2 separate regions of the Homo sapiens genome follow, and region 1 is linked to region 2. The links are chromatin loops, found by intact Hi-C in ENCODE. Cell type or tissue: CD14-positive monocyte. All regions are shown on one strand. Links, peaks and the distances in the headings refer to the core of each region. The heading gives the core; the rest is flanking DNA.

Evidence for each region. A loop is a pair of places that touch in the nucleus more often than their neighbours do. Peaks named below come from ENCODE experiments on the same cell type or tissue, not always from the same donor. Only the 100,000 strongest peaks of a DNase experiment are listed, where the experiment ranks them.
Region 1: it touches region 2 in a loop (2.9-fold over the local background); 2 of 110 quality-filtered maps call a loop at or near these places.

The regions. Positions count from the first base shown.
Region 1 is chr6:142,693,886-142,704,359 of GRCh38, reverse strand. No RefSeq gene overlaps it. Among named protein-coding and RNA genes, the nearest start is that of HIVEP2, 250 kb to the left of the region's middle. RefSeq lists an enhancer at 1,549-1,778. In CD14-positive monocyte, for the core only: no CTCF peak of the experiment used is centred there; DNase peaks (open chromatin) are centred at 3,519 and 4,139; H3K4me3 peaks cover 1,849 bases; H3K27ac peaks cover 2,423 bases.
Region 2 is chr6:142,779,876-142,790,349 of GRCh38, reverse strand. It overlaps HIVEP2 (HIVEP zinc finger 2), which reads left to right. Exons shown (of 10, transcript NM_006734.4): 3 at 6,735-6,829. Among named protein-coding and RNA genes, the nearest start is that of HIVEP2, 160 kb to the left of the region's middle. In CD14-positive monocyte, for the core only: no CTCF peak of the experiment used is centred there; a DNase peak (open chromatin) is centred at 5,839.

The DNA.
Region 1 (10,474 bases), core at 2,041-7,040, 85 kb after region 2:
CTCTGCATTGTGCTTATTTCCTTTGTAATCAAAAAGAACATTGCTGTTAAAGGTTAACAGTTTGCATTGGAAATGAGCTCAGGGTTAAAATTAATATGTAACAGTCCATGTTTTTCCCAGTCAGTAGCAACAGATATTCCTAAGTCGTTTGGATAATGTTGGTCTTTTACATTTTTTCTTTTTTTTTTTTCAAACTTTCTCATGTTGAATCTCTTCAGGAAATAGCAGCAAGTCCCATTTGATGACACAATGACCTTATCTTTTTCATAGATGTTGTGACAGTTGCCTGTTGAGAGGGTAACTGCCAATTAAGAGGTGGGTATTTGATAATTTCTTATCTAATGTGGCTCTAAGAAGAAAAGGTCCTTGAACTACCTGTTCCTTCTTTTAGGCCTATATGAGTTTCCCACCTCCACCATAACAAATCACCACAAATGTAGTGGCTTAACACAACACAAATTCATTATCTTACAGTTCTAGATGTCGGAAGCCCCACACAGCTCTCACTGGGGTAAAAGCAAGGTGACTGGAGGGCTGCCTTCTTTCCAGAGGCTCTAGGGGACAATCATTCTCTTGCCTTTTCTGGCTTCCAGAAGCTGTCTTTATTCCTTGGCTCACATTCTCTTTCTTCATCTTCAAAGCCAGCAGTGTTGCCTTGTCTTAGCCACCTCTCTCTGATCACAGCTAGGAAAGTTACTCTGATAGTTAAGGACCCATGTGAATACATTGACCCCACCTGAATAATCCAGTATACGCTCCTCAACTCTGGATCCTTAACTTATCACAGCTGCAATGTCCCCTTTGCCAGGTAAGGTCACATATTCACAGGGTTCCGGGAATTAGAACGTGTGTGTGTGTGCGTGCGCGCGCATGTTGCGGGGGGTGGGGGGGAGGTCATTATTGTGTCTTACTTGAAAGAAAAATGTAATTATAACTTTTGGGGAAAACTTCTAAATATTGTCTGCACCCCTTGAACAGGTACATCAGTTTTCCACCAGACGGGTTTGGAGATGGCTTGTTACAACACGTCAGTAAGTCCTTGACTGAATGCTGTCAACAGAGGAGCTCAGCCTTTCCATGTCATGCACCACCCTGCAGGAAGTGGGGCTTTCCACCACACTCAAGACGTTATCAAGGGCACTAAATTGCCCCCAAGGATCCTGGAGAGCATGAAGGAATGTGAATGAATTGGAAAAGGCATAGAAAGTGGAGTCTTACCCAAGAAAGACCCTGAACAGTCTGGGCAGGTAAGGCAGCTCAGCCTGACTCAGAGATGGCCTCTCTTGAGAGAGACAGGTTTGCCAGAATTGATAAATATCTTGTGTCTGGCAATCTGAGCATGAATATAACAGAAACAGGACAATGTAGCTCTGATTGGATTAGAGAACTGGAGGCAGCTGCAGGAGTCACACAGACAGTAGAGACAGTGAAAAACAGCCCCCTGCCAGGCAGTGTCACTGTGTGTGGCGGTGCCAGGGCGCCTGAGTCTGTCTCTGGGAGGCTGAGGTAATGGCCCCTTCTCCTCAGAGCCCCGGAGGCTGACTGTGAGCTTCTAGGCCCAGACGTGACTGCTCTCTTCATGGGAAGTACAATGTTGAGTGTGTTCCAGGATTTGTCCTGTGCTGGTTTCCCGGGCACATTTTCTTATGCTGCAAATGAGGAAGCGAAGGAGTAGGGAGAGCAGCTGGGGGAGGGAGGAGGCGTGAGGAAAGGGGAAGTTGAAAAGGTGATGGGTTTCCTGGAGTGGGTTAGGCCACGTTCATGGCCCTTCTGTCTCTGACCACTTACAGTAACAGAGACCATTTCCAGAAGCCAGAGGAGTTTGAACAGTCTTGAGGGAGGAAGCAGGTCAGTAACGATGATGAAGAAAATAATATGACTGAAAACAGAGCACAGAGGAATGACAAAGACGTTGCACCTTTTTTTTTTTTTTTTAATTTAAATATTTCACCTCGGCCTCCCAAAGTGCTGGGATTACAGGCCTGGGTCACCACAACCAGCCGCAACTCTTGATCTTGGAAAAATGGAGGCAGCTTCATTGTCAGAGAAGGTCTGGACTTGCTGTTATTTTTTATAGCTGTTGAAATTATTAGGGCCAAATTAATGAATGGAAATACAGAGATATGAGGAAGTTGCCAATAAGCGGTTATATGAAGGCTTCTGGAAGTGAACTGATGTGGTAATCACTTATAATGTATATGTATATCAAATCATCACGTTGCACACCTTGAAAATACACAATTTTTATTTGTCAATCATGTCTCAATAAAGCTGGAGAAAAAAATAAAGTAAACCAGTCTGAATGGCCACGATTTGTGCTTTTGGAAGAAATACATTAAAGCAGATATGCAAGTATTATGGTTTTTGTTGTCATTGTTATTTATAGCAGTCACAATTCATGGCACTGTGGTGAAAACTATAGGCTTTGGATTCAAATGGCCTGTATCGAAATCCCAGCTTGACCATTTATTAATAGTATGACTTTGGGAGACCACTCCAAACCTTGCTTTACTCATCCAAAAAATGGGGATAATACAATACTTATGTTGTAGAGTTGACAAGATTAAATAAGATGATGTGGTTAAAATGATTGGTGCAATGTCTGCACCTTGATACTAAAAAATGTTGGCCTCTATTTTTAAAAATTGTTATTTAGTGGATAAGTATTTTACAAATTTACTCTCATTAGGCTACTATTTATATGTACACCCTGAGCTGAATGAGTTTATCAGACCAGTACCCTTTTGTCAGGGCACTGATAACAGGAAACATAATAGGGAAATTTGGTGACGCGTAAGAGGATGGAGAGACCCATCCCAAGTAGGGGACACTAATCAGGAGAAGTTCGATGATAGGTCCTGGGGGTTGTATTATGAGGCACTGAATACTTGAGGGTATAGTACATAGCCTATTTTACTCTTTTGCTTATTCTAAGTGTATCAAGGATACAACAGAGACAGCTGTCTATAACTTCAAAGTGTACCAAAATTCTGTTTTCCAAGGTATTGAATCTAATTGTGTTTGTTTCTAAAATAAAAATGGATCCCAGTCAAGGAATCCTATTAAATAGCTCCACAACCTCTGGCACCCTTGATCTGTAAGATGCATGCATAGGGCAAAATGATCTCTAATATCCCCTGTGACTTACATTCTGTGACTCTAAAATAATGCTAGGGCCAATGTTATGTATTTCTTTTTATAGGCATTCTCTTTGTCTGGGGAGAGCAAGACCATATGCCAGAAGCATTGTGTAAGTCAGGTCAATTAAGAAGGATTGCTCCTTCGGCCTTGGGTTTGCTTCAGCAAATCTTTAGAGCTGGCTTTTTATTTATAACTCTGTAGAGGACCAAAACAACTCTGCATCTGACTAGGGTGTGGAGGAGCAAAACATAGCTCTATGCATTCCCAAATCATGAATTTTTCTCCTTGACGTACGTGCCATCACAGACAGTGCAGCTGCATGTCATAGATTTTTAAGGCTTGATTACAAACAACCTCCGACAGACTTCCCTGGGAGGATGATGAGGAAGTTGTCCCCGGCACGCAGCTGATCCTTCTCCTCCTTGGAACTGAGGCTACAGCGTTGAAGGGCAAAGATGAGCACCAGTCCTGGCACCTAGGGAAGAATGGGATGAGTTTAGGGTTGGGGTAAAAATCTAGAGCATTCATAATCAATTCTCTCATATATTGGGTTTGATGTATTTTTTTCCTAGCGGTCCTTAACATTCCTCATTTCTACCTGTCAAGAAATGCTAGAACTTGGGGCTGGATTTTCTGCAGCATTCAGGCCATCATTATATTCTGTTCATTTGGTTGCTTGAATTTGGACTGTCCCCCAGTCTCATGCTCCAATGCCCTCAGGTTTTGTCCTTTGATTTCCAGGACCTTAGACAGTGGTCTCTATGCTTACTGGTTCAGATTGAATTAGGGTCTTATAATCTACCCTCCAATCTCCCCACACCCACCCCAAATTTCACTCATAAAGTCAGTTAATAACCCCCAGGACTAGAACAAGTGCTCCTCGTAAATGGTCCCATGGTAACCTGTGCTTGTGCCTTTTGAAATACTTCTTGTGTGTGTCAATGTCTTCCTTTACAGAAAAAACTTCTTGAAGACAGGAACTGAAACTGATTCTAATTGTATCCCTAGTGTCCAGCACATATTAGAGACAAAATATATTTGCAGAATGACTGAATGACTAAATCTCCTGTCAGATACCAGACACGAAAACATGAGCTAATCACCTGATCATTTGGTCCATAGTGATTCCTACCCTGGTCCAGCTTTTGGGTCACGGTGAACAAAGCTACCATCATCCTTGATGCTCGTGAAAGAAACCTCAGCGTAATCATGATTCTTTGCTCTGCTTTGTATACACACTTCATGCAGCTGGTTTTTCCTCTTGAACTTCTTGCATATTATGTGAAGACAAGCACTTGTATTTTTAGAATGTCTGTACCATTCATTTAGACCCTTTCCTCAAGTGGAAATATGGCACTGAATGACTCAGTTGCAATTAGTCCCCTGAAACAAAGACTTTTACCTATTTCATAGAAGAATATTTTTCTGTCCTTTATAGTAGGGTAACCATATCATTTATATTCCAAACCAGAATTGCTTTGAGAGTGAATGAGGCCACTATTAATAATTGTACAGGTCAACTAGGGGTAAATTTGGACTCTACAGGGCACAGTGGGACATATGGTTGCCTTATTTATAGATGAAGATGCTGCTGAGCTAGCACCACCAAGCGTGTGATGTGTACATGATGAACCAGTTACACCTCATTACCAGGGTATCTCTGTCACTGGTATGACAGATGTGGACAAGGTTGATTTGTGCCCAGCTCTTAATTTATGGAAGTGAATGAGTAATGACAAGAGAGGCCAGTGCCATTGAAAGAAGGTTTTTATTACCTACAGTTTCCAAGAAAAGGGGGCCACCACATCACAGAAGGCCACGTGGGGAGGCACCAGGTTTGGTCAGGAGGCAGAAGGAGGTGCAAGGGGAGACCATGGCCAGAGCCCTCATTGTGTTTTTCATAGGAGAGGAAAGGGAGGGTAGGGAAACAGCTTAGGGTGGCTCAGTTTGAATAAAGTCAGTGAGCTCTGGTCTAGTGGGGTGGTTTCTAGTTTGGTACCTGGCCCTAGGGCAGGGGACTATTGACTGGGTTTGTGGGAGTTAGTTCAATGAGGTGGTTCGAGGTACTAGTTTTGGGATGGATCGGAGGGTTGTTAATGCAATTTTATGGGCCAGTGCAAGTGGATCACAGGGAAGATGCAAACAACTGTGGCTGTTCATTTGTCCCTGTGATTAATGGATGCCAAATGCAGAATCTAAGAGATGCAGAACAAAGGTAGTTGTTGAAAGGTAGGGTGCACTTCTGGGAATAGAACATAGATGGCCTCGGAGAGACCCACTGGCTGGGTGGAGATTAAACCAGCAAACTTCACATCATTAGCTTGAAGCTCTGATCCATACTTACCCAGCCTGTTCTCAGCTTAGGGAATAACAACTTCTAGAGTTCTTGGGACCCAGAAGAAAAAGGCAGTACTCAGGGTAGGTTGAAGATGCATCTTGGAAATCAATGGTTTGGAGAAGGCTCCTGTCCAGGTTTTGCATGAAGATGTAAAAAATAAATACTTCTTAGTATATTTTAAAGAATGCTGTGGATGATTGGCTTTATTTTAGGAATTATGTGAATGTGAAGTTCTTCTCTTAGTTTTATGTCAGGGAGGTGTTTACCATGGTGAATAGATAACCCAAACTTGTGCTTTCCAAGGATGGGGTAAGGAAACAGTGAGTCCAGCAGGAGTGCAATGAAGGTACAGCACCACATGCCCTCATCAGAGCCTGACAAAAAGGCCGTGGCAACATTCATATCCTTATTTTATAGCTAAGGAGACTGAGAGGGGTTAAGTGAGGAGTCCAAAAGGCTGCAGCTTTTCAGAGGCAGCATTTATCACAGAACGAGGTCTGTCTGACTCCTCACTCAGGGTCCTGGCAGTCTGACTTCTCTAGACTCAGCTGTGAGTTTCCATGTGAAAGAAAAGTAGCAGTTCTTTCCACTGAGCCAGCTCTTGCCTGGTTTAAGGGCCTGGTTTAAAACCTGCAGACAGTCTCCTAGGAATGGAAGGCCCTTCCTTCTCTGGTTCTAGCAGCGGGCGGGCTTTTGCTTATCTCCCAGCATGTTGCCGTTTATGGATTTGGGCAAAATAACAGAATTGCACAGCTTTGGAGTGTCAGACTTCTTTTTTTCCTTTTTCTTCCACACTGAGCTTCCTGTTTCTATGGCAATGAATAGGATGTTTTGCACCAAGAAACACTTTAAATGCCACTGGGGGAAGGTAAGAGCCACGCATAGCTCTCTACAGAGCAGGAAGGTGAAATGAGATGCAAAGAAGAACTGAGTGAAACAAGGAGAGAAAGGATTCAGAAAAGCTGGGAGCGAGGTGAGAGGCAGGAGGAAGGAGGTTAAGAAGCATCTGTTTGGAAGGAGAAATAAAATAGAGATAGCAACATGGCAGAGAACTGGAGCCTTCAGAGTGGCAGCCTCAGGTTCCGGTGTATCTTCCAGCACTTAGAAGGAACACAACTTCCTGAGAGCCACAGGAGTGGAGGGACAAGTAGTCTTCTGGAAGCAGGCTTGCAGGAATGCTGGAGGCACTCCCACACACTCGCACTACATAGGACCCAATTGATGGTGTCTTCCAGTGTAACCTCTAAGATAGGGAGGCTCAAATATCCCCCGTGAATACTTACCATGCTCATCTAGGCTGGCACAAGGCCCCTGAAGTCAGCTCTTCCACCTACCTGGTCAGAACTAGGGTTTTCGATCTGTGACCGATGCCTGTGGGCTGACTCAGGAGGGCAGTGATGGCTTCCTTGCCTTTACCACCTTCTCTATTTGGGTGGGATCATCCACGCATGCTCCCAAGGAGGCAGATAATTTATAATAATGAGGGATGTGAAAGGACACTTTGAAAATTAAAGTGGCGACTTGGAAAACATTCTTTCTCTCTTTCCCCTGTCCACCTTTCTCCAACCACACACAAAATTATATGACCTAATCAGCATGCTGGAAAGAAAGGCCACAGAACAATTAAAAATGGAACCTAGTAGAGCCTAAGTGCATACTAACTACTTCTCACTTTTGATTTTGCTAATTCGAATTCCTCCGCCACAGCCACGCCAAATCCAATCAAGCTCTGTCTAGCTTGAAGTTCCTGTTCTATAAGGTTTTAAGATCCATAAACTGCAATTAAAGGCACAGTAGTAGGAAGAGTCAATCAAAGGGGAGCCTCAAAATAGCTGGTCCCCCTGGAAAGCCAAGGCAGATATATTTGTCCAGCTGCTTGTGGGAGAAGGCCCGAGGCCTCTCACTCACTCGCCAGAGGCCCGTAAAAGGCTCACCTACAGCTGCTTGTGAAATTGGTTCCTTGTAAGTGAAAGTCGACCAAGAGTCCTATGAGCCAGTGGCAGCTGGACAGAGAGGACCTGGGTGCCAAACGGGGCAGGAAATGGCCAGGGGCCAGGGTAAACAACCTGGGGCAGGAGCTGAGGGGAGCATCTGTCCCAGGATAGCTCAGAGAAGTGCTGCTTTCCAAGGGTTTGGCCAGGGCGACTTGATTTATTTTCAGCAAAATCTGGGTATGCCCTAATTTACTATGGGAGCCTCGAATTTGCATGTCTGCTTTAAGAGACCCTAACAAGCACGCATAATAAAATGTTAATTTATGCCTTCTGCTAGGATTGGAATTGAGTGTGGCTTGACGCAACTGCAAAACAGAACAAATCTGGAAACTCTGGCAGGCAGAAGAGGAGAGTGGAGGGAGCACGTTTCTTTGAGTTTGGGAAGGGAGGCTGAGAGGAGTCTGGGAAACTTCCTGGCACCCAACTCCCTCCAGAACCCCTGAAGGGACTTTCTACAACAGCAGAGGGATGGCCCTTCTGTCTCTACAGCACTGACCGAGCACTACAGTATCGAACAGCACTGGGCACAGACTAGGTCCTGGGTAAATATTTGGTGTGTTGATTAATAATATGAGAATGTTCTGAGGTCAAACACTTCCTTCCATGTTTTGGGAACAGTGAGGTCTTGCATAGAGCTTTAAAAACTCCACACCCAGCTTCACATTAAAGTGGAAAGCCAGCACACTTGTGATGTTCTGAGCTATTCTAAATAGCAGCCCTCCCTGGGTCTCTGAATTCTTCTGAACCTAGTAGTGCCACTGCCTTGGGCAGTTTTGTGGAAATGCCTCTTCCCATTCAGCTTTGCCCAGACCATTCTATCCTGATGTTATTCCCATGGCTGGCACTCCAATGTGTCCTAAACCTGTCCGGTTTCTAGAAATATGACAAACATTACCTCTATTTATCCCTTTCTTCTGTTCTTACTGACACTGAGCTTGCAGGATGGCAGTATTAAAATACACCAGCAGACTTCTGGCAGGTGGTTGTAAACATCTTTTGGAGTTCCTTCCCAGTCTATGACACCATTTCTCAAGGAATCATCCCCCTCTCCACAAAAGGGAAGGCCAAGTAACCGAGCATCCACCATGACTCTTCCACTTTGGCCATAGATTGCATCAGAGTTCTCACTGACCCAAGCTGGACAATCAATATCTTTCTCTTGGGAATTTGGAATTGGACTTAAAGAAATGGATAACTAGAGATCAGCGTCTGTGTTTGGCTCAGACATGAATTTTGGAGCCATGGTGGCCATACGCAGGGAGAATCAGAACAAGTCAGTGTGTAGAGAAAACCAAAAGGCAATGCCAAAGAATGAACCGAGTCAAAAGAGGCAGGGCTACATCTGCTATTGACTTCTGAGGATGACTTTGCATCTTTACAGTAAGTTCTTGTTTATTGATTAGCCAAACTTTGCTGGCTTTGATGCTTGTAACCAAAAAGACTTTAAAAAGACATGAATAAGTTTTGCCATGGATTTCTGTAGCCCCAATCCACTCTGCATGCCTAACCCTAGTCTCTTTCAGATGCCACCACTCTAAGTCTGGCAGGGCTCCCAACTGCCTATGATGTCATGACCATGACCCCTTACTAGCTCTCAGGGCACTCCCCAAACTATCCTGCCCACTCGTCCAAAATAATTATTCTTTCCTCCTGTGATGTGCTCCTTTGCTTGAGTCTAATCATGCTCTCTCTACTCTAAACACACTTCCCTGGCTCTCTTCCTCCTGTTTCCCTGGACGGCTTCCCAGGCCTGGAATGGTCTACCCTCTCCTCCCGGCCATACAAATACATGTAGATTGGACAGTAGATGTATTTTCTTGTCTGCAAATGGAATGGTTTCTATCTGATGTCCTATGTTAAGGAACAGAAATTATCACAGTGGAAAAAAAAAAGCCTATTGGTGGGGCACAGCACCTCCAGCCACTTGGCTTTGGTGAGCCTGATACAGTATCTGGCCCCTGCTAATATTTGTATTTATGTAATGAAAGATTTACCCAATTAAAATAGATCTGAACTACAAAGGAAATGCTGCACTAAAATGTGTTCTTGGCTCATACAAGGAGAAAGATTCTCCTTCACGGAGGAAGACTTGAAGGGTATCCAGCCCTAGGGAAGTGAACTAGGTCATGCCAGTGTTCTCCCAGGCATAAAGGGTAGGCTCGATTTTGTGATAAATACACAGTATATGATGATTCACCTGACTTACTTCTCTATTTGATATCAGTAAATGATAACAATGAAAGTGCTTGTGTTGGGGGGAAAGTGCAATGAATGCACGGCCGCTTCACCATCTGATGAAAGTATAACCAGGGAGATGCCTCAGACGCTAAGGGCTCTTGGTGAGGGGCCCAACAGGAAGAGAGAAGTGCTACTTTCAGACAGAACGGGACCGAGCATTTCAGGATCCACAGAGCCGTGTCATAAAATATTTCACACGATATGTATGACAAGAAGCCTGAAGAAGCTATGAATTTCCAGATTGATGTGAAAGAAATCCACTCTGTACCTTGTGCCACACAAACATTTAAGTCAATCATTATTGAGCATCAACTGGGTGTATTCTAGCCCCGGGTTTTATCTTTTTTTTTTAACCTTCCTTGTGGTTGCTTTGTCATATTCTTTTTCTTTTATAAGAAGCACTGTTTGGTAATAGCCACAAGAATTGTGGGGGTGGGGAGACCATTTTTACTAAGAGATAGGGTTGTATCCTGCATAGGCAACATAAGGAATGGTAGCAATTTTTTTAAGAGGCTACACATGTGGAAAGGCCTCCCATTGCTTTATCCTCTCCACTGGATCTCTCCTGTATTCCTTCTGCCTTCCTGTTATTCCTTGCCAAAAGAAATGTTTTTCTGTCATTCTTTGAAGCCATTTTAATTTTGTTCTGGAGTGGGCTCCAATTTGTTTAAGTGTGGGATTGCACGTTGATACAAATAATTACAACTGTTAAAGTTTGAAATAGAGCCCTATTAGGGAAAAACTACAGTTAAAATAAAAGCTT
Region 2 (10,474 bases), core at 2,963-7,962:
AAAAATGGGAAAATGTATCACAAAAGAGAGAGCAAAAAAAGATTTTTAATTATACAAAACATCTACTTGGCTCTGCCCTTTTGCAAAACCAATGCAGCAGAAGAAGTAGTGCCTGTGGAGTTGGTGTTACCATGTCTTCACAGGTCTCCTAGGTGAAATTTTGGTATTATGAACAAGGGGCTTGCCTCCATTGACTTTCAATGAAAGAGCTATCTTTGCTTTTAGGAAGATGGTCTCATAACTCTACTTAAAATATTTACTGAAAAATTTTCGTTATAAGAGCATAAAAATCTTAGAAAATAGCTTATACTGAAAATTGGTTGTAAATTAAGTAATTATTTTTGCTTTGGATACTAAATAATGCACTGCTTATGGAAATTGATTATCTTCTAATTTTTCTGTCATTTACTCATTTTGGAAAAATTAAAATTTTTGTTGCATTTATTTTTATTTAGTATAAAAATTGATAAACATTTCAGTGGAGCATTGATCCTTAACTACTGTTATTTTCTGTTTCTTTGATTATGGATTATAAATATCTTTGCTCATTTGAATTTCAAAATTATTAATTCTTCATTTTTTACTTCTTTACTCATTCAATCAATTTCTGAAATAGGGTTAGATAAATAAACTTTGAATAAGAGGAAGTAGTGTGGATAATGGAAAATAATTGACTTGACAGTTTAAAGACCTAAGCTGTAGACCAGAACTATCATAATGAGCTGTGGGTCCCTAAGCAAGTCTTTTGACTTCTCTGGTTCTCACCTTTTTCATTTGTTAGTTGCCTGATAGATTAAATTCAATGGTTTCTAAATTATTCCATAGCCCTAAACACTGCCTATATGATTTAGAATAAGCTAAACATTTAAATAGTAATAGAAGTTTGTAGTCATATATTTGCTCCTAAAATCAAGTTAGTCAGATATATGACTTACGTGATGTCAAATTGGGTCAAGAAAACAAACCTAGGTTATAGCTCTTATCTTAGAAAACATGACGTGTGTTTTAAGGACACATGTTGGGAGAAGTTTGCATGGCCAATACCAGATGAGCACAGCCAAGATGCAGAATGACTGGAGAACACTATATGATCCTGAACCATCAAAGGAAGATTAAATTATGGTTAGTAGACTGTAATTAACTCAAGGCAAAAGCTAGTGTACTTTTGAAAATAAATTACCACCAGATGTTTAACAAAAAATGATTTTCTCTGTGGTCTTTACCTAACCATAAGATTGTATTAACTAGAACACCTTATTCCCCAAGCATCCTCATGAACCAACATTCCATCACACAAAATAAAGTATATATAATCATAGAGAAACCGGAATGGTAGAGTCTTGTATTTTTATTTCATCTGACAAATGTATTTGTCTCTAAATCTAACATTGATAACTGTGCATTTCTGTATATTAGCATATATAGTTTTATTTAAATATTAAGTTCAGTGTCGTTACATCTAGAAAGCCTTTTCTAACTTTCCAGAAAGGAGTGACCATTCCCTCTTGTAATCTCCTTTGTAATCTGTTTATATTTATGTCATTTGTTGAACTAATTCACAAATATCTCCCCGCTGAAGCTCTGAGCTCTTCGTTTGTTTGTTTGTTTTGTTTGTTTGTTTGTTGTTGTTGTTTTTCGAGATGGAGTCTTGCTCTGTTACCCAGACTGGAGTGCAGTGGTGTGATCTTGGCTCACTGCAACCTCTGCTTCCCGGGTTCAAGAGATTTTCCTGCCTCAGCCTCCTGAGTAGTTGGGATTACAGGTTCCAGCCACCACACCCGGCTAATTTTTGTATTTTTAGTAGAAACAGGGTTTCACCATGTTGGCTAGGCTGGTCTTGAAGTCGTGACCTCAAGTGAGCTGCCCGCCTGGGCCTCCCAAAGTGCTGGGATTACAGGTGTGAGCCACCATACCCAGCCAGCTCTGTGCTCTTAAATGCAATGCTTGTCTTTTCTTTTTCTGTATTGTGTAAATACAGCCCATTTCTGGCATATCGTAGGCATTCAGTAAATGTCTTTTTTTTGAGGGGGGGATTTTTTTTTATTATACTTTAAGTTTTAGGGTACATGTGCACAATGTGCAGGTTTGTTACATATGTATACATGTGCCATATTGGTGTGCTGCACCCATTAACTCGTCATTTAACATTAGGTATAAGTAAATGTCTTAAAGTATCATAGAATAATCAGAAATCCTATTTAAAGAGGCCTAAGTTACAATCTCTAATGCACATGTATCTGCTTTTTTTGTTTGTTTTCACTAGTTTTAATTTACACAATGCTTTGTTTCCTATCTTTTCTGTGCTCCTGCACTACCTGCTGAGAATCAGCAATAGACCATATGTAGCTTTGGTGTCATTTTTATGGGCAGTTTCTGGCTAATTTGGACTCAGTTTGCCCCAGCCTCCTATTATGAAAACTCTGTGGGAATCCTTCCTTCCATGCACCTTCTTGACTTTTCAAAACCTTCTACATTGTTGTCCCAGTAATGAATTGCCCCATGTTCCAAAACTACTATGTTTCTCTTTTCCTAGTCATGTCCCTTTAATATGTTTTCTTTTTTACATTTCAACCCCAACCTCATCCATTACCTTTATATCAAAAATATTTCTGAAGATCTAAGCTTATAGTCATCATCCTGTCAATGTATGTGTGTGTGTGTATGTGTGTTGTCTATCCTGTACCTGCCTTCTCTAGTCCTTCGCAGCCTCTTCTTCCTTTGCCACTTTACGCACTCCAGAGTGGAACAATGGGCCCATTTAGAGTCTTTTTTTTTTTTTTTTTGTAGAGAGGAAAAGATGCCTCTACAAAAAGCTTGTGAAATTGATGGATTATATCTTGAACATTGATATCTCTTTCAGTGCTCTTCTCCCATCTTTAGTCACTACTTTTGAATCTTTTCTATTCCCTACTATAAGAGTAAAGTGTCTCTTCTCTAGTGAAGAGTAGTGTTCATTCTTTTAAACATGTAATACTTAAACACTCTTTTTACTGAGAAATAAAACTATCATATCTTGTTTCCAGTTTCTATTTGCCATTTTTCCATTGAGTTTATAAGAATTATTTTCATTGATGTTGTTTTTATTTATTTATTTATTTATTTTTGAGACGGGGTCTCACTCTATCCCCCAGACTGGTGCAATTATAGCTCACTGCAGCGCCAAACTCCTGGGTTCAAATGATCTTCTTACCTCAGCCTCCCAAGCAGCTGGGACTACAGATGTGCACCACCACACCTGCTTAAATTTTTTTTTATAGAGATAGGGTCTTGCTTTGTTGCCCAGACTGGTCTCAACCTCCTGGTCTTAAGCAATCCTCCCAAAGTGCTGGGATTACAGGTGTGAGCCACTACATCCAGCCAATAATTATTGTTTTTAATTATGACAATGCTCATCTAAAGTGTAACTGGTTTACCTTATCAGCTCTTCTCCTAAAATTGTGATATAGTGTGTATTTATTTAACCTCAGAAAAAACAAGGGTGATGGGAGGTACTTGAGAGTTCTGCCAATGAAACCTTCACCTCTTGCTAGATTCATGTAAGAGTCATATTAAAGCATTAACTGTAACTTGTTTTGAAACAATTTGGAAAAGTAGAGAATGGAAAAAGACAACCCCACTAACAATGGGTATTTTTAAAATGTCTATCTTATCTGTCATCTATGAATCAGTAGCTTGACTCTTGCTTAGCTTAATAGTAATAACCTATAAGCATCCAACAACAAGTAACTAATGCCAAGGATTTTTTTTCTTCTAAGAATGGGAAGGCTGAGAAACCACTGGGATAGAAACAGTAATACTCAAATCTTCCAAGTGTTTATTACAAATAGGAGATGGAGGATTGGAAAATATTTTCAAGGGTCTCTTCCATTAACCTGCAGGTTGACAGAAAAACCATCTTGTATGTGGTGAAGTGAAATATAATTTTTACCTCATATTTAGGAAGGAATTTTAAATGACCTTTGGATTTTTATCAAGATTCATTAGCACTATTTCTGAAAACTTGTTTGTTTTATTAAATATTAAGGTTTCATTGCCTGTTAAGTTCTTATGAAGCTAATAACCTAAAAGCAAAGTTAAAGAAATAATCATCTTTCCTCCTTTAGTCCATTTCTTTAATAGCATACTATGTAAACTGTTGATTTCTTGAGAATAAGAGCATGAGTTGTCATAGTACATTCTCAAGAGCTGTTTGATGAAAGGATTTTCTTTTATTTTGATGGAGAAATAAAGACACAAAAACTCACTTAAAATTAATGCAAAAAATAAATTTCTGAGATGGCATCTCCATATCTCCATTTCAATAAGAACAATAACCAAGTCCCATGTAGAGGCCATTACTGATTTCAATTTATAACAAAATGATTTGTGCAAAAACGCTGCAATTGATATCATATCTTTCATGCTAATATTATTTGCATCTTTGCTTTAAAATCATGCTCATCTGGAACTTTCTTTAAGGTAAGGATAAGTATAACATGATTACCATTGCTTTTCTCTTCTTCAAGAGAAACCCAAACATTTAAAAGGTCATGAGTGATGCAACAGAACCAGTTTTTGAATCCTCTTACCGGGTAAAAAGGGGGCTCTTCTGTAATCTACAATTTCAAATACATGTGCATGTCATGAAAGGAGTGTTTACCATTTCCAGTAGCCATCATCTTAGAAAGTAAGACTGGAAAAACGGAGTCAGAACTGGGAATGCTGTCCCATCAGAGCTTGTTGGGGGGCACTCACGTGCTCTGTTTTGCCTGTGGAGACTGCTGGTAGGAATGATGATTTCTGGAAGGGAAGGGAGGTTGGTGCTGGCCTACTGAAAATTAAGCTCTTCTTTTACCTTCTTGCCTCTTAATTTGGTGACTGTGAGATTACCAGTCACAGGTAGTCACTGACTACTGCAAGTTAAGGTTCCGTATAAATATCTGCATCTTTAGAACCTTGGCCCATTTATGTCTTGGATGCATTTTGCTTGGAGTACAAAATAACTCAGTGATTTCTTCTTCTTCTTTTTTTTTTTTTTTTTTTTTTTTTTTTTTTTTTTTTGAGGAATGCCATGCTTTACTTTAGCCTAGATTATAGTTTTTGTGGGTTTTTTTTGAAGTGCTTTTATTTGATTTTTTAAAACAGATGTGATATTTAGTGTGTTAAAAATATAGATATAGTTGGCCGGGCACGGTGGCTCACGCCTGTAATCCCGGCACTTTGGGAGGCCAAGGCAGGTGGATCACGAGGTCAGGAGATCGAGACCATCCTGGCTAACATGGTGAAACCCCCATCTCTACTAAAAATGCAAAAAAATTAGCTGGGCGTGGTGGTGGGTGCCTGTAGTCCCAGCTACTTGGGAGGCTGAGGCAGGAGAATGGCGTGAACCCGGGAGGCAGAGCTTGCAGTGAGCCGAGATCGCGCCACTGCACTCCAGCCTGGGTGACTGAGCAAGACTCCGTCTCAAAAAAAATAGATAGATAGATAGAGATATAGTTAATTATCTTATAGAAAATGTATATTTTTTAGGATATCATCTCTATTCCTTCTATGTTAATGAATCATGCTCTTTAGCATTGATGAAAGTTTCAATTTTGAGAATAGTAGACCTTGTCAGGTGTCACTTTGAGTGCCAGCAAACGGTTGATTTGAGGCAAGAAGAATAAAGTTTAAAAAAGAAAATAAATCTAGCATTTGCTTAATAATTTGCCCTTTGCAGCACCAGAATCTTATGTGACCACCCACATTCATCTGGTTACTGACGTGGTTCTTGCTTCAATTGCAGAAGCTATTTTTGCACCTTTTGTGTCTTTTGAGGAACCGAGTGGGCCTACTTGCTTATAATGATTCATGTCTCAAGTGCACAGGGTGTCCTGAAGTGCTACTGCAGTGGTGTGCAGAAAGGAGGGGGAAACTGAAGCAAACTACTTCCTTTAAGCACTTTGAATGTTCACATGAAGTGGTACTGCAGGAAAGCACACTTTAACTGTTATGTTTTAATGCTTTAGTTATTCTTATGGGAGTTTTGTAATAACTTGTCAGGACAAAAGGGCGATTTTTTTAAAAAAATAACAAATATACGATTATGGGTATTATAATATTATTTTTAAGTAGGTCTTTTATACTGGGAGATAAACTCTGTTAAGATTGTTGATTAATCTATTCAGATTAGGTAGTTTGATCTTCCATGCATTTCTTTGGATCATACTTGAATAAATATTAATTCCATATATGAAAAGTTCCTTTCTTCATTACTTACTAGACTTTTAAAGTCTGAATTTTGCTTTGGTTGGGTTTGGATTCCTATTTCAGAATTTAATTTTAGCACAAAGTATAACATTGCTGAAATAAACTATAGAAACAAATTTACAACAAGGTTATCTGAGACTTCATCCTGCGAGGTTTAGTTGCTAATACACCCAAAGAAGTTCTGTAGAAATCTCAGCTTTGTGGCAGAACCGTATCATGGACTACAATGACACAATTTCTAGTGCTGGTACTTGAAGTTTTAACTCTAGCATTTCACTGTTACAGGGAATTCCCTTTAATTACAAGTATTTATTCAAAAGATTTAAACTATGTTAAAAGAAAGGAAATTCTTTCCTGGGGGCAAAAAAAAAAAGCTTCTTGAGAGATCCAGTTCCAAATTTTCTTTCCTAAAGGAAGGCAGGTTCTGTGAGTGAAGAAGAATGAGCGTGCTTATTAAATTCATTACAGATGTCATCATCTTTTAAATCTTCTTATTCATCTTTTAGATTCCCAGAAGTTGTGCATGAGTTCCTGTGAGGAGAGTTGGCATCTTGGAAATCAAAGACGGTTGTGATGCAGTTTTTTGATATGAGGATAACAGGTTAATAACTAAAATTTATTTATTCTTACTCTCTTGTTACATTAAACTTGAAAAGCTGTTTTGGCCTACTATGGACTCATATATAAACTGGAGGGAGGAAACAATATATTTTCCATCTAGAGAGAAAAGTGTTGTTTTGTTGTATTTTGTTTTTCATAGTAGACTAGTCTTTTTTTTTTTTTTTTTTTTTTTTTGTGACGGAGTCTTGCTCTGTCGCTAGGCTGGAGTGCAGTGGCACAATCTTGGCTCACTGCAACCTCTGCCTCCCGAGTTCAAGTGATTCTTCTGCCTCAGCCTCCCAAGTAGCTGGGACTACAGGCACCTGCCACCATGCCCGGCTAATTTTTGTATTTTTAGTAGAGACAGGGTTTCACCATGTTGGCCAGGATGGTCTCGATCTCTTGACCTCGGCCTCCCAAAGTGCTGGGATTACAGGCGTGAGCCACTGCACCCAGCCCACCAATCTTAATTATAATTAATTATCATTGTTATAATTAAAATAGCATTATTCGACAGAATTTATTTCTGACAAAGTTTATTTTCATGTTAGACTCTACTTAGTGAATCCTAATAACTTTTGCTGTATAATGAGAAAACATCTCAGTAGAAAAGTGAAATCACAATTTAAAAAATTATTTTAAAAGGTATGACAAAATATTAAAAGCAGCATGCTGTAGCCAAAATAAGTCATAAATATCTTGACTAAATAGGCAAACTCTACAAATATATGCAATGATGCCTGCATTGCAGCCCATGTGAAAAAATATGTTTGTTTCTCATTAGGCTTTAAATATCAAATTAGATTTTAATTACATCAAATTAGAGGATGATCATCACAGTATTTTTACTTTTCTCCAAAAGTTTTCTGAATTGCTTGGCAGGATTGTATATAATAGAGTTTTCTCCATATAGACAACTTGCTCATTTTGGAGAGAACTGAGGTTGTTATGGGAATTTTTACTAAAAGAAGCCTTTATAATGAATTTGGCTCTCAGGAAGCCACCTTTTTAAAAATCATCCTGTGGAAATAAGTCTTTATTCAGCTGGACTCTGGCACTCATCACGCCTTCTTTCTTGGTAGTTCCTTTTTCCCCTCATCCCATACTCTCTGAGCATATATGCTCTGAGCGGTGGTTGGGCAATGAGTGTCTAAGTGACTCGTGGGATCAATGTTACAACTACAATGCCCCGAGATGTTCATGTATTTTTTAAAGATTTTACAACTGATCTGTGGCACTTTAATAACAAATACAATGATGTCCCTTCTAAAATGTCATTCACTAATTATTACCATAAGACACGTATTTTGTTTACAAGTGTCAAACCACAAATCCTCAACAAAAGACGAAATGTTTAGAAGTGTCATACCACCAAATCCTCAAGAAAAGACCAAGTGACCATTTACATTTTTAAAAATGTTTTATTATTAAAATGTTGGAAGTGGAGAAGCCGTGTTTGCTGCCAGTCATTGTATACCGTCATTATTTAGGATGTCATTATTTAATGCTCACTTGACTTTTGCCACCACTCAAGTAATGATTAATTTCCTGAGGTAAGGTTTTTTTCTGAGATAATGTTTTCCTAAGCAAAAGATCCCAGATTGACAACCCTGGGTACTGTAGGTCTTTATTCCTCTGCAGAGTAAGCCTGTCTTCCTGCCAATCCCACCCAGCCGTTATCCTGAAGAGACCTCTGAGGAGGTCCATCTAGGAGGCTGTTTATGTGTCTTTCCTTTGGGACCCTGTCTGGGGAAATTATTTAACTGGGTGCCAAACTTATTTGAGTGGGACTCTGAAGAGTGGCCAAAGGAGAGGGCACACTTCTAGAAGAATGCCTGCTCTTCCCTGTAATATCATTTTCTTTCGCTTCAGTTCCTTTAGTTCCATTACCACTGAAATAGCCATGCAGAGGTAATCTCTTTTTTAACATGATCCCCCTCTGAAAAGTGTGATGAGCCTGCCAGACAATGTCTGTCTTTACTGACTAGAGGACTCCTGTGGGCTGTAGCAGCATCCACAGGAAACCCAAAGTCATATCCCCTGAGTTTTATTCTCCAGTAAATTATCTTACTCCTTTCATAGCACTTAAAACCCACTAGAGAAAATTTTAACTGTGAATGCAAAACTGTATTTGGAATTCCGCTCCTTTGTTGGCAGTGGGTGCCAAAAATGACTTTGTGTGGGTTTGGTTACCATAAAAGGAAATCTCAGTGAATAAAGTGACGACTCGCTGTTTTCATATGAGAATTACTCTCATACTGCATTTTTTGATATATCAATTGATTAGGAAACCTGGTATATATTTTAATGAAATATTAGAGAATCTGAAAAATGAATTGACTCTACACAGTCATAGAGAAATACTGTAGCTATAATTAACCATATTACTATAGATCTTTATAGTTCTAAGTGGATCTCTGTTGCAGAAATTAAACTAAAATTGCAGGTAGATACAATGGTACATTTAATGACTTGTAATAATGTTATGAAGTCCAAAGAAAGTATTTTCCTGACTTAATGATTCATTTAATGTAGATTTCCTTATCTAACATACTTTTAAAAATGTTTTGTTATCTATAAGCATTTTTATACATTTTAGTAATAAAATGTAAGCTCAAGAATTTATGCCATTTGGAAGAGTTAAGTTGCTTAGTAAAAGTGTCACCTAACAAAACAAGACAAATGCCATTATCTAATCTTGAAAACCCTATTGTTTTTAAAGTGAATTTATTTTCCTCAGTATAACATGAGTGGAGTAGCAGAGAAACTTTCAAACCCTCCCAAATCCTGCTTGTTTTTAAAGAGAAAGTCATGCCATGTTCAGTAATAGATTATGATGCACACAATTTCCATTGCAGAATCTTTTCAGTTTCCAGGATAAAGCAGCTGTAGAAAAGTGACAAATACAAATAGTCCATATTTTTAATGGTTCATAAATATGATCAATAAATTCTAAAAGAAGCCATCGCTCACTTTCTCTCCCACCTACCTTTCTTTATATGTCTCAGAAACTCCAAGAAGAGACGTGATTTTATGGATAGCAGTTAGTCAAAGGCTCCCCAAGGATAGTGTTGGAGAGAAAAAGACATCCTCAAACATGTTTCAAATCAAATGTGAAAGTTCATGTGAAATAAGCATGATTTCTAGTTCCCTAATAAGCCTTTCACTGAAGTGAAAAACTAGACATTGTGGATCAGAGGAGGGGTCCCTGTAGTGCTGGGACCTCCAGCTTAGGCACAAAGATGGAAGCTCTTCCCGCACAACCCAGGAGAGAAAGCATGGCGTGGGATATCACCTAGCTTCCTGGTAAAATGGTGGGGCATCTCGGGTAGGCTTGTCTTAGAAATTTAAAAGGAAGAGATTTTCTTGACAGAAGCTATTTGCATAATTGAGTTAATGTTTTGAATCTTAAAAACTTTCTGGATAATAAATGCTGTTGGAATATAGAAAGATCCTATGTTAAACTTAGCAAAATTATTTTTTAAAATAAAGTGATAGATAAGACTTTTTTTCTGATTATCCTCCTTCTCCTAAAAATTAAACAATTAACTTAATGGTCTAGACATGTTTTGTTCTGACCATGAGGTATCTGGTTTTGAATTTTGTGTAAGTCACTTTTTTTCAACTTCTGGTGTATTCTCTGGTA